Regions from separate parts of the Homo sapiens genome. Here regions 2 and 3 are each linked to region 1. A link is a contact called in ENCODE Hi-C or POLR2A ChIA-PET data. All regions are on one chromosome and are shown on one strand. The core of a region is the stretch at or near the end of the contact, and the rest is flanking DNA. Distances in the headings are between cores, read along the strand shown. Region 1 overlaps FYN (FYN proto-oncogene, Src family tyrosine kinase). Region 2 has its middle 19 kb from the start of CCN6. Region 3 has its middle 38 kb from the start of CCN6.

Region 1 (3,231 bases), core at 544-3,043:
AGCAAACTATCACAAGGACAAAAAACCAAACACCGCATGTTCTCACTTATAGGTGGGAATTGAACAATGAGAACACTTGGACACAGGGCAGGGAACATCACACACCTGGGCCTGTTGTGGGGTGGGGGGAGCGGGGAGGGAAAGCATTAGGAGATATACCTAATGTAAATGATGAGTTAATGGGTGCAGCAAACCAACATGGCACATGTATACATATGTAACAAACCTGCACGTTGTGCACATGTACCCTAGAACTTAAAGTATTATATATATATATAAAATTTAAAAAATAAAGACAGAGACAATAATCTAAAAAATAAATAATAAATTTAAAAAATAAAAAAAGAAAGAAATAAACAGTAGAGGTAGAGGCTGCAAAGCAGACTGAGAGAGATGAGTGAGAAGTAGAAGGAAATGCAAGAGAGAGTAGAGTCAGAGAGGCGAGGGGAGGACAATGTTGAGAGGGAATGCATGTCAACCACACCATCATTGACTGTCAAAGAGGCAGAGGAGCATGAGGACCCAAGAAAGGGCTTGTCACACAAGAGAAAGCTCTAATTTCCACATGGCTGCTACAGTGGAACAGCAGCAGTGGAAATACAACTGCAGCAGGGTAAAAACGGGGTGTAAGGGGATGAGCAGTAGGTGCACATCACATGCCACAGGGCGGCTAACACACAAGTGAGGTGAGCTGGGAGCAAGTGAGATTATGTCCCTCTGTGTCTTTCACGTTACCAGATGGGTACAGAAAAATTCTTGTCAATTTTACAAAAATCTACAGTGCATTTGCAGTGACTAACAGTGATTATGAATGGCAACCAACACTTGTGGCCATAGGCTACAGGTGTGGGGACCCACAGGGAACCGAACGGAGGACCCAGAAACCACCTACAGAGGTGGTCACTACACAGCTCCAGCCCCAGCCGTGGCTGCTGAGAGGCCATGTTGGCCTTGTGCTGCTAGATCATCCTATTTTTAAAGAAAAGCCATAAATCTGCATTTAAAAAAATGTGAAATATCCTGACTTCTAAACACCGGCTCAAATTTTTAGAAAACACTGGACTAGACAAAATATGGGGGCCACCTCAAGCGTTACGGCTTTCTGTAAGCTTGGCATTGAGGAGAAAATGTCAGGCAAAAAATTTTATACTTTTTTCCCCCTTTTATAAAGAATGGAAGCTTTTCACATGTTGCTGAGGGCCAAGATCTAAGGGATAAAAATCATCCCCTCTTACTTTTAAAATATCCAATATTTGAACTAAAAAGGACTCTCTCTGCTTTCCTTTAAGATTCTACACACTCGCAGGCTCTGCTAATAAACATTTAATCCAAGCTCTTGTATCATGCTAACATAACAGATCTCAGCTAACTATTACAAGTGTTAAAATATGTGTCTGGGTGGGAAGCCCAAATTAACTGGTCATTTTGAAAAGGAAGCCATGAGGAAGGACAAAACATTCTCACAGAATATATATAAACACTCACATTGACTTTCAGTTTATCAAATTTCCTGAGGAAAGAAGTTCCCATTTGTAGCTGACGTATATTGTAACAACACACCCAACCATTTCATTAGAATGCTATTTTTAATCAGTTCGGCATACATTATGCCTCAGGAACTGAAAGCAAGGAGTACATAAAGTCATCAGCTGTGGATATAGAATACTCAGAAGTCAAATAACATTTCAAACTGGGCAAATAGCTTAAAAAGCATAGCAACTCTACAAAGGAAAAGTTTCAACTGCTCTTCTGTGAGCACATGGTCTTTAAAAAATCCCCACTGCAAACTTTGGAAAGTTGAAAAACATCTTTTGCAAGATGTGAAGAATGCATTTGGTAATGACTCACTTGTGATAACATCACTGGGTGGGCCACTGCCACAGAATCTATCCTAAGCTCATTTCACTCTGCTCTGGTCTCTTCATAGTCTATTAAGGGGCAACGTGGATGATGGTAAATATTAGTGCCTCTACTTTGAAATGATTTTCCTCCCAAGGTAACTAATACATTCTCAGGCATGTGGAAAAAGAACTCATGCAAAAGCTCCCTGTATACTAGACTTAACTTTCTCCTGAAATTTAGGAGAAAGCCTTGACACCATCATGGATGAGAGAAATCTACACTGCATCTTGTTAACATCAGATGATGTTGTTGCCCATGACTCTGTACCTTTGTCTATCTATAGTACATTTTTCTCTCTTGCATTCTTCGTTTTCAGGTCACATATAGTTCTCCTCTAACTTATCTTTCTGTGCTCACTCTGTCTCATCTATTTTGCTTTACTCTCCCCCAGTCATTACTCTGAATTTCACTTTTTATTTGCTTAGGTTTGGGTTTAGCTATTTTTCTTCTCAGGTCTCTTATGCCTTCTTTCATTTTCAGACCCTGTCCCCTCCACTACTCACTATTCAAATGAACACTAGCTTTCAGCCAAAGTGTTACCAGGTAGCCACAAAATGAGGTCTTGCACACTTTTACTCCTAAGGTTATCTGAATCAAGTTCACAAATTCATAAACTGAACCAATGCATTTGTCAAAAAGAATCTTTATTTTATTCTGGTGATTAAGGAATTGTTTAAAGTTTTCATTACTTCTGAAAACTCCTCTGAGCTCCCATCTCTGAGCATTGCAGGCATTGCCTCAGATGGTCAGGCCTAACATGAGCACTCCACTGGTTGTAAAACCTGCTAGAAGACTGACAGAGTCAGAAAGCCATTGCCTCTGATGCGTAGGAATGGTGGTCCACAGGCCTTGCTGGGATCTTTTTGGACTGCGGGCAGGGAGGCCTGGACAGCTCTCCATGGTCCCGAACAAGACAAACATTCCAGTGCACAAGCCCTTTGTGGGAGGCACCCTCTTTTCCATGTAGCTACTGTACTTTCAAGATCTTAGCTGAAAACCAATTTAATTGCCTTAATATAAACACCAGACAGCGAGTTTTATTAATTTGGCAACTGAAATAACATAGAGCTTCTGGGATTTATACTCTATAGAGGGTAGCAACATAGGAGACAGAGCACAGTTTTGATAACTATACAGACCTGGGCTCAAATCCTAGCATTTTCTCTATCACAGGATACCAGGCAAGTTACTAAGCTTCTCTGACTGTGGTTTTCTCATCAGTAAAATGAAGATCTCAATACCTACCACACAGGATTTCTGTGAGCATTAAATTATATAAGGTAAGATAGAAGAATGCCTAGTGCAGTGCAGACACACATGGTCGTGTGA
Region 2 (3,231 bases), core at 291-2,790, 210 kb after region 1:
GTATATCTATCGCTTCCTCTGTATATCTCTTCCATTGTATATCCCTTCCCCTGTATATCTGCAGCTTGACAAGCTTCAGTTTGAGGGCTGGCTTTAAGTCTGTTTTCATTTCCAGTGGGTACGCTTCGAGTTGGCACACAAATTCAATGTGTGAATGGTGTGGGAGTTAAGAAAGTTGCATTGCTATTTCTCTTTTCAAAATTAACAGTGGAATCCTTATGTGAGCCGTGTAGGCTCCGGAATGTGCCACACACTGTTCTCTAACTGCATAATTAGGGAGTTCTCCATAATAAAGTAGTCCTCATTCTTGCCAAAATTGGTGCCCCTCCTCCACACCCTCCTCTGAGAGGCAGGAGACTGACAGCTGCTCTGCAGGCTTCCCCAGCTCCTGTAATTTCACTGTCAATGTAGCCTCCACATCCTGGCTATAGGGTTTCTCAGGTGAGGCTTACTGATTGAGTCTGCCTGCTCTGAAGTCCCTGTCCCCTTTAGTTTCCTGGCTTTTCTGAATTCACCATGAATACCTCCCTGATCTACATTCTGTGCACATACACTCCTTGGCAAGTTCAGTTCCCAGTGGCTTTCTGCTACCCTTTATAGAGAAGACCTTTCTACACAAATGTGGTCCTTCAACCAGCAGAAGTGGCATCATGGGAGCATATTAGAAATGCAGATTCCAAGGGCCACCCCAGCCCTACTTGATCAGAACCTGCAGTCTAACGAGCTCCCCCAGATGATTTGTGTGCACACTGCAGTCTGAGGCGTGCTGGGTGTATACTTGGGAGCAGATCAGAAGGCAGCCTAGGTTTCTATCTTCAGTCTTGGTCAACCAATCAACTAATCATCTAATTAAGGACTACCTTCCTATAAGGATCATCTTTGGTATGCTAACTGTGGAAATCAGAGTAATAAAAAGGTACCAGCCCTGGGGGCTCCCAAGTAAAAACTTTTCTCATGGCGATTGCAAGATTAAGGACAGTAACATGGCCCAGGAAAGTAGGAACATGGGAGACATCTGATAATTCTGTGGCCCCTGCGAATGCAGAGGCTGTAATGCAGTTTAGGCTCCTGCAGTGACCTATCGGGCTTGTCTTACAAGCACTTACTGTGGTCAGTGCTGACAGCAGAGAAAAAGACATCTGATTTTGGTTTTTGATAAAAAGCCATGGCTGGGGCAGGTGGGTGTGCAGGCAGGCCCTGTGTCCTGTTGTGGCCTTCGCATGGGTAATTTAAAATCTCTTCAAGAAATTCATCAACTAGAAATTTCTAACTATAAAATTATGAAGAAATCATTCCTCAAGGATATACTGACCACATATTTAAAGTGTTTCTTTTAGGCTGGGTGCAGTGGCTCATGTCTGTAATCCCAGCACTTTGGGAGGCCGAGGTGAGTAGATCACCTGAGGCCAGGAGTTCGAGATCAGCCTGGCCAACTTGGTGAAACCCTGACTCTACTAAAAATACAAAAATTAGCCAGGTGTGGTGGCAGGTGCCTGTAGTCCCAGCTACTCTGGAGGCTGAGGCATGAGAATCGTTTGAGTCCAGGGGGCGGAGGTTGCAGTGAGCCAAGATCGCACAGCTGCACTCCAGTCTGGATGACAGAGCATGACTCTGCCTCAAAAATAAAAATAAAATAATAATAATAAAAACAAATTGAAAAATAAAGTATTCCTTTTAGGTTCTTAAAGTCCTGTTTGGCGCTTCACTTTCCTATGCTTCTATCATCCAACATGCTTTCAAGGTTATTAATTCTTTAGAAATGTGTTTCCATTAACTTCTTTCATTTCCTTTCCTGTGCCATCCCTAAAGTCCAAGCTATTATAACTTCTAATTATATCAGTTATGAGATGACTACTTGTTTCCACAGTATTTCCCCAAACACATCTTAAGACTGTCTTTAGCTGCACAGAGTTTCCTAAGATGATGTTTATCAGGCTACTTTCCTGTTTCATAACCACAGTGATGTTCCATCTAAATGACTCTCCTTTATCTTCAGTGCTTCGGTGACCTGGCCTCATGTCACCCGGACAAACTTGGCATGTACATCCAAAATATTAATCAAGATTTCTTTCCTAATATCATCTCTTGGCAAATAGAAAGTCACTTTAGATATGTCTTTACAAAGCTGGGTGCCTTTTGAAAAGCACTGGTAATGTGTGTATTTTCTCTACTACTTTATTTGGAAAAAAAGTTCACTGCTTGGGGATCACATTTTAGACTGAAATCAGTGCTAGCTTGGGATGCTTATTGAGGTTACCTGTTCGAACAAAAAAAATGTAGGAAAAGACATCAAATACTAGTAATTACTTCTGGGAGTGTGATCTTACTTCTAAGATTTTAAAAGTGATTATTTTTGAAAGATTACTTAAAAAATACAGTAAGAAGGTACTTTGTGGAGATCATGAGTATGCAACTACAGGAAAAAGGTTATAAAAGCTAATCTAATGGGGTGGAACTGGTAAATCGTGGCTTGGATAAAATATTTAATAACAGCTTCATCCATGGATTGAAGTAATGCCATATATCCAATATCTTAGATGACTGTAGAGATGAGGTACTCTGTAAAATTGTGATAGATGACTCAAAATATGGCCTTAAGGGATCATGGTGATTCACGAGAAGAGTTTCAAAAACTGATGTATAAAATGTGATGGAGAAAAGTATTGTTTGTATGTTGTATAAGATATGACTGTAAACAAGCATGTGCATTCAAGGAAAGCCTTGCTGCCCACACATTGACACCATCAGGGCCTTCCTCAGCAGGGTTAGCTACTAGGCCTCCCTAGGCCGAGGTCTCACTATTGGGCCAGTCCACATCAGGTGACCAAGCAAGGTAAAGACATAAGGCCCTGGCCACTTTGGCTTCACTGAGGGTAACTCTGGTAGGCAACATTTGCTCCAGAGCTCTTTGCAGGGTTAGTGGCGTCTTTGTCAGGCTTGTTTCACAGTTTAATATCTTCCTCTGCTAAATCCTGCTTCTTTTCTCTTTCTTTGACAGGTATTGATCTCTAAAAAGTATTTCACATTCCAAACTCCATCTCAGCATCTGTTTCTGGAGAATTCAGTTTGTAACAGCATGGGTGCTACATTAATAAATATTACAAGGAGATGTTGATTAATTTATCTACCTCCTTACCAGTTTACACATTCAGGTTGGCTACTAAAATTTTTCTTTAAAAATTATCTCATTGGGAAAACTGGGTATCACCTTATGAATAAGGTCATTTTTTA
Region 3 (3,231 bases), core at 510-3,009, 190 kb after region 1:
ACAAAGTTTTTCAGTGATCATTAAGTTCAGGACAGCTGCTGACCATTAAAGCCTACTCTATGCAAGACAGCATGCACTGTAAGAGATTAGAAAAGAAAAAAAGATAACACCCTGTCTGTTAGCAATAGCCATACGGCAGCATTTAAAAAAATTTTGGCAACTCATTCTTTCAATTAGGCTTTTCTTTTAGTACTTTCTGTGGCTTAGGCACCATTCTGGGTGCTGGGCACAACAGTGAAAAATAGACAAAAATCCTGCTTCATGGAGCTTGCATTCTAGTAGAGTAAGACGGACAACTAAAAAGAAATAAACAAGCAAAACATATGATAGGTATAAACTAATAATTTATCCCTTACTTGGAAATAAACCTAAGTGATGACTGCTTTCTTTAATCTGATGATAGAACATTTTATAAACAGCTCCTGACTATCCTCTGATTCTCAAGGGGATATAACTTTGTTTAACTAACAAGGGACCAGATGTTTAACCACCTATAAATTTGGAGGTTAAACTGCAAAAAACTGATATGAGGTAATAATGTCTTGCTTTTGTTGTGTGTGCATGGGGGTTGGGGGTGGTCCTGGTAAATAAGATAATTTGAAGTTACAGTTGTATTGTCCTGTAGAACATTAATTACTCTTGTATCTAATTTAGCAATCTTATGTCAATATCCTTTACCCAGATTGACTACATAAGTCGTTTATTTGGATGCTCTTTGAATCAGCTCTTGTCTTTCTTCTGGTTTCCTTATTAATAAGTTGACTAAAACGTTGAACATTGGTATGTGCTCAGAATAAACTTTAAGAACTTTGCTTTTGCATATGTTTGATGGTGATAAAGCTATAAAGAGAAATGAAGCTGGGAATGGAAACAGGAATGCTGAGTATTTGAATTAAAATTTTTATTTTATTTTTTTTTATAAATAGTCTTGCTATGTTGCCCAGGTTGAACTCAAACTCCCGGGCTTAAGTGATCTTCCCACCTAAACCTCCCTAGTTGTCCAGCTTTTCCTTTCTTTTTAAAGATCAAATTACTTTTTCCTTCCTAACACTCTGAATGTAGGTGTACTTGCGGGGAGTTTGTAATTGTAAATACTGTGGTCAGAGAAGGCTTCGCTGATGGCAGGCTTCTGATCAAAGCCCCACAGGAGATGAGGGATGTAGCCTGCAGGTATCCAGGGGAAGAATGTTCTAAGAAAGGGAAAGGCAAGTGAAAGGTCCTGAAGTGATTCACCCTGGCATTTTTGAAGTACCCTGAGAAGTTCAAGGAGGTGTAGGAAGGGCTGGAAGGCTGGCAGAGCGACAGGGGAAGAGTAGGAGTCGATGAGGCCGGAGAGGTGATGGGGGAATGGGCCATGGAGTACAGAGCAGAGGGCCTTGTGGGCTGTGGTAAGACTATGGTTTTTTCTGGGGAAGATGGAGAAGTTTCTAGCTGAGGACTGGCAGGGTCTGACTTGTGTTTTTAAAGGCTCACTCTCTTGTCGATGGAAGAGACTGTAGGAGGGCCCGGGTGGAAGCAAGGAGACCAGTCAAGAGACACAGCAGCCCTCGCAGGGGCTGATGCCGTCCCAGGACCAAAGCATGAGAATGAGTTAGAGTCTATATATATTTGAAGGTGAAGCTAAAAGGATTAGATGGATTGGCTGTGGGGCAAGGAGTCCAAGATAGCCTGAATGGGGGCAATGTCTGTGACAGATCTGGGGGAACAGCTCATCTGCGGAGCTGTTCTGAACCATCCACAAGGACAGGAGCCATCATGCTCGCTCTTCCCACGCATCAGAATTTCCCAAGCCCTGGCCTCCACCCTAGGGGACTTTCCCTAAACACTGACACAGGGGATATCAAACTTTTCATAGTTCCGTTTAGTCATTCACAGTCAGCTTTCCTGCTTGGGGCCGTTCATAAGAACCTTTCTCATTCGCCTATTTCCAGCATTGTATGTTCCCACAATGCTCATGGTTTTGATTTGATGCACATTTTTGTTTTAATTTGCATGTTTAAATTGCATTTTCCATATTGTATTAAACATCCTTTGGGGTGTCTTGCCAGGCCATGATCCTCTCCCTCTGAGAATTGTTTCTCCTAATCTTAGGCAAGGGCCTTGTCTGCCCTATAATTTTTTCATTGGCATCCTGTGTAATCCTTAACAAATAAATAACTACTCCCTAATTTATCAATTAATAAACCTGAATTTTCTTATGTGGGTTTTGCCTGTCAGTAGGATAAATCTTCTTACTAATACATAAGAAGACTGCTTTCCTATTAGTAATTATATGTACATATGTGCCTATATATGTTCATGTATATTACACATACTTAGGCACATTTGCTTCTTTAAGCTGTCAAAGTTTAAGATAAAGGTGCCATGAGTAATCCTTAGTTAGGTCCCAAGACCATCTCAGTTTTACCAACTTAAGACCCCTTGGGAGCTTTATTATCACAGAGTGAGGCTGGAATCACACCAGAGAGATGAGGCCCAGATGCCTAGCAGTCACCTCCCCCGGGCTCTGTGAGCCCCCAGCTCCCCATCTCCTTTCCTCATACATTCATACTCAGGTCTGCTTCTACCACACAGTGATGTCACCCAAGCTATGTGAGTGGGAGCCAGCAGTCCACCTTACTGAGTGCATGACTGAAAGTGACAGAATGACTTATGCACAAAACGGAATTTATTGGCTCATGTCACCGAAATGTCCAGGGCAGTCTAGCTTCAGGAAAGGCTGAGTCCAGGTGCTCACACTACATGATCAGGCACCTGTAGTGCTCCATTTCTCAGCTCACTTTTCCTCTGTGCTTTCAGGCAGGCTTTCCTGACGCTCATGAGCTCTCCAGGCTCACTCTCATTGGCTCACAACCTTGGCGAAAAGAGAGCAAAGTCTAGCAACTGAGTCTCACTGGAATGATTTGGTTCATATTCCCATTGCTGATCCCATCATGGTGGAAGGTAAGACACAGCACTATTGGCTTTATGGAGTGAGACTGGAAAAGGAATAGCTCTCCTGTAGAAAATTACCAGAAGGAAGGAGATGTATGCTAGGCTGACCACCATCAGGTGCCCTGTCCTAGACCTAAGCTATGATTGTCCTCCCAAGCTCTATCCTTCGTGGATTAGCATCTCCCATTGAGGCCCGAGTTCTGAGTGCAATGCCCACTGAATTCCCAACTCAAGACAGAAAGTGTCTTTTTGAAAGTGAAACAATGAGGGTGTTTCTTGAGGAGCTTTAAAGAATAC

Evidence for each region. Hi-C counts contacts between places; a loop is a spot of excess contacts on that map. ChIA-PET counts read pairs that join two places held with the same protein, here RNA polymerase II (POLR2A). Pooled maps may share reads with other maps.
Region 2: a loop to region 1 is called in a pooled map, with 2.5 times the contacts of the local background. The contact joins two enhancer-like sites. A Hi-C loop is called at or near these places in 1 of 168 maps with a recorded cell type or tissue (naive thymus-derived CD4-positive, alpha-beta T cell) and 14 of 50 pooled maps. POLR2A ChIA-PET finds 5 or more read pairs at or near these places in 4 of 52 experiments (HEK293, activated CD4-positive, alpha-beta T cell, activated T-cell and 1 more).
Region 3: a pooled map shows a loop between it and region 1 (3-fold over the local background). The contact joins two enhancer-like sites. A Hi-C loop is called at or near these places in 7 of 50 pooled maps. POLR2A ChIA-PET finds 5 or more read pairs at or near these places in 4 of 52 experiments (GM12878, activated CD4-positive, alpha-beta T cell, activated CD4-positive, alpha-beta memory T cell and 1 more).

Annotation. Positions count from the first base shown.
Region 1 is chr6:111,822,363-111,825,593 of GRCh38, forward strand. All of the region lies in intron 2 of FYN (FYN proto-oncogene, Src family tyrosine kinase), which reads right to left. Among named protein-coding and RNA genes, the nearest start is that of FYN, 49 kb to the right of the region's middle. Within about 2 kb of position 1,794, at least 6 of the 41 ENCODE cell types and tissues checked have a DNase peak (open chromatin) inside an H3K27ac peak, as active enhancers do.
Region 2 is chr6:112,033,696-112,036,926 of GRCh38, forward strand. No RefSeq gene overlaps it. Among named protein-coding and RNA genes, the nearest start is that of CCN6, 19 kb to the right of the region's middle. Within about 2 kb of position 1,541, at least 3 of the 41 ENCODE cell types and tissues checked have a DNase peak (open chromatin) inside an H3K27ac peak, as active enhancers do.
Region 3 is chr6:112,014,737-112,017,967 of GRCh38, forward strand. No RefSeq gene overlaps it. Among named protein-coding and RNA genes, the nearest start is that of CCN6, 38 kb to the right of the region's middle. Within about 2 kb of position 1,760, at least 5 of the 41 ENCODE cell types and tissues checked have a DNase peak (open chromatin) inside an H3K27ac peak, as active enhancers do.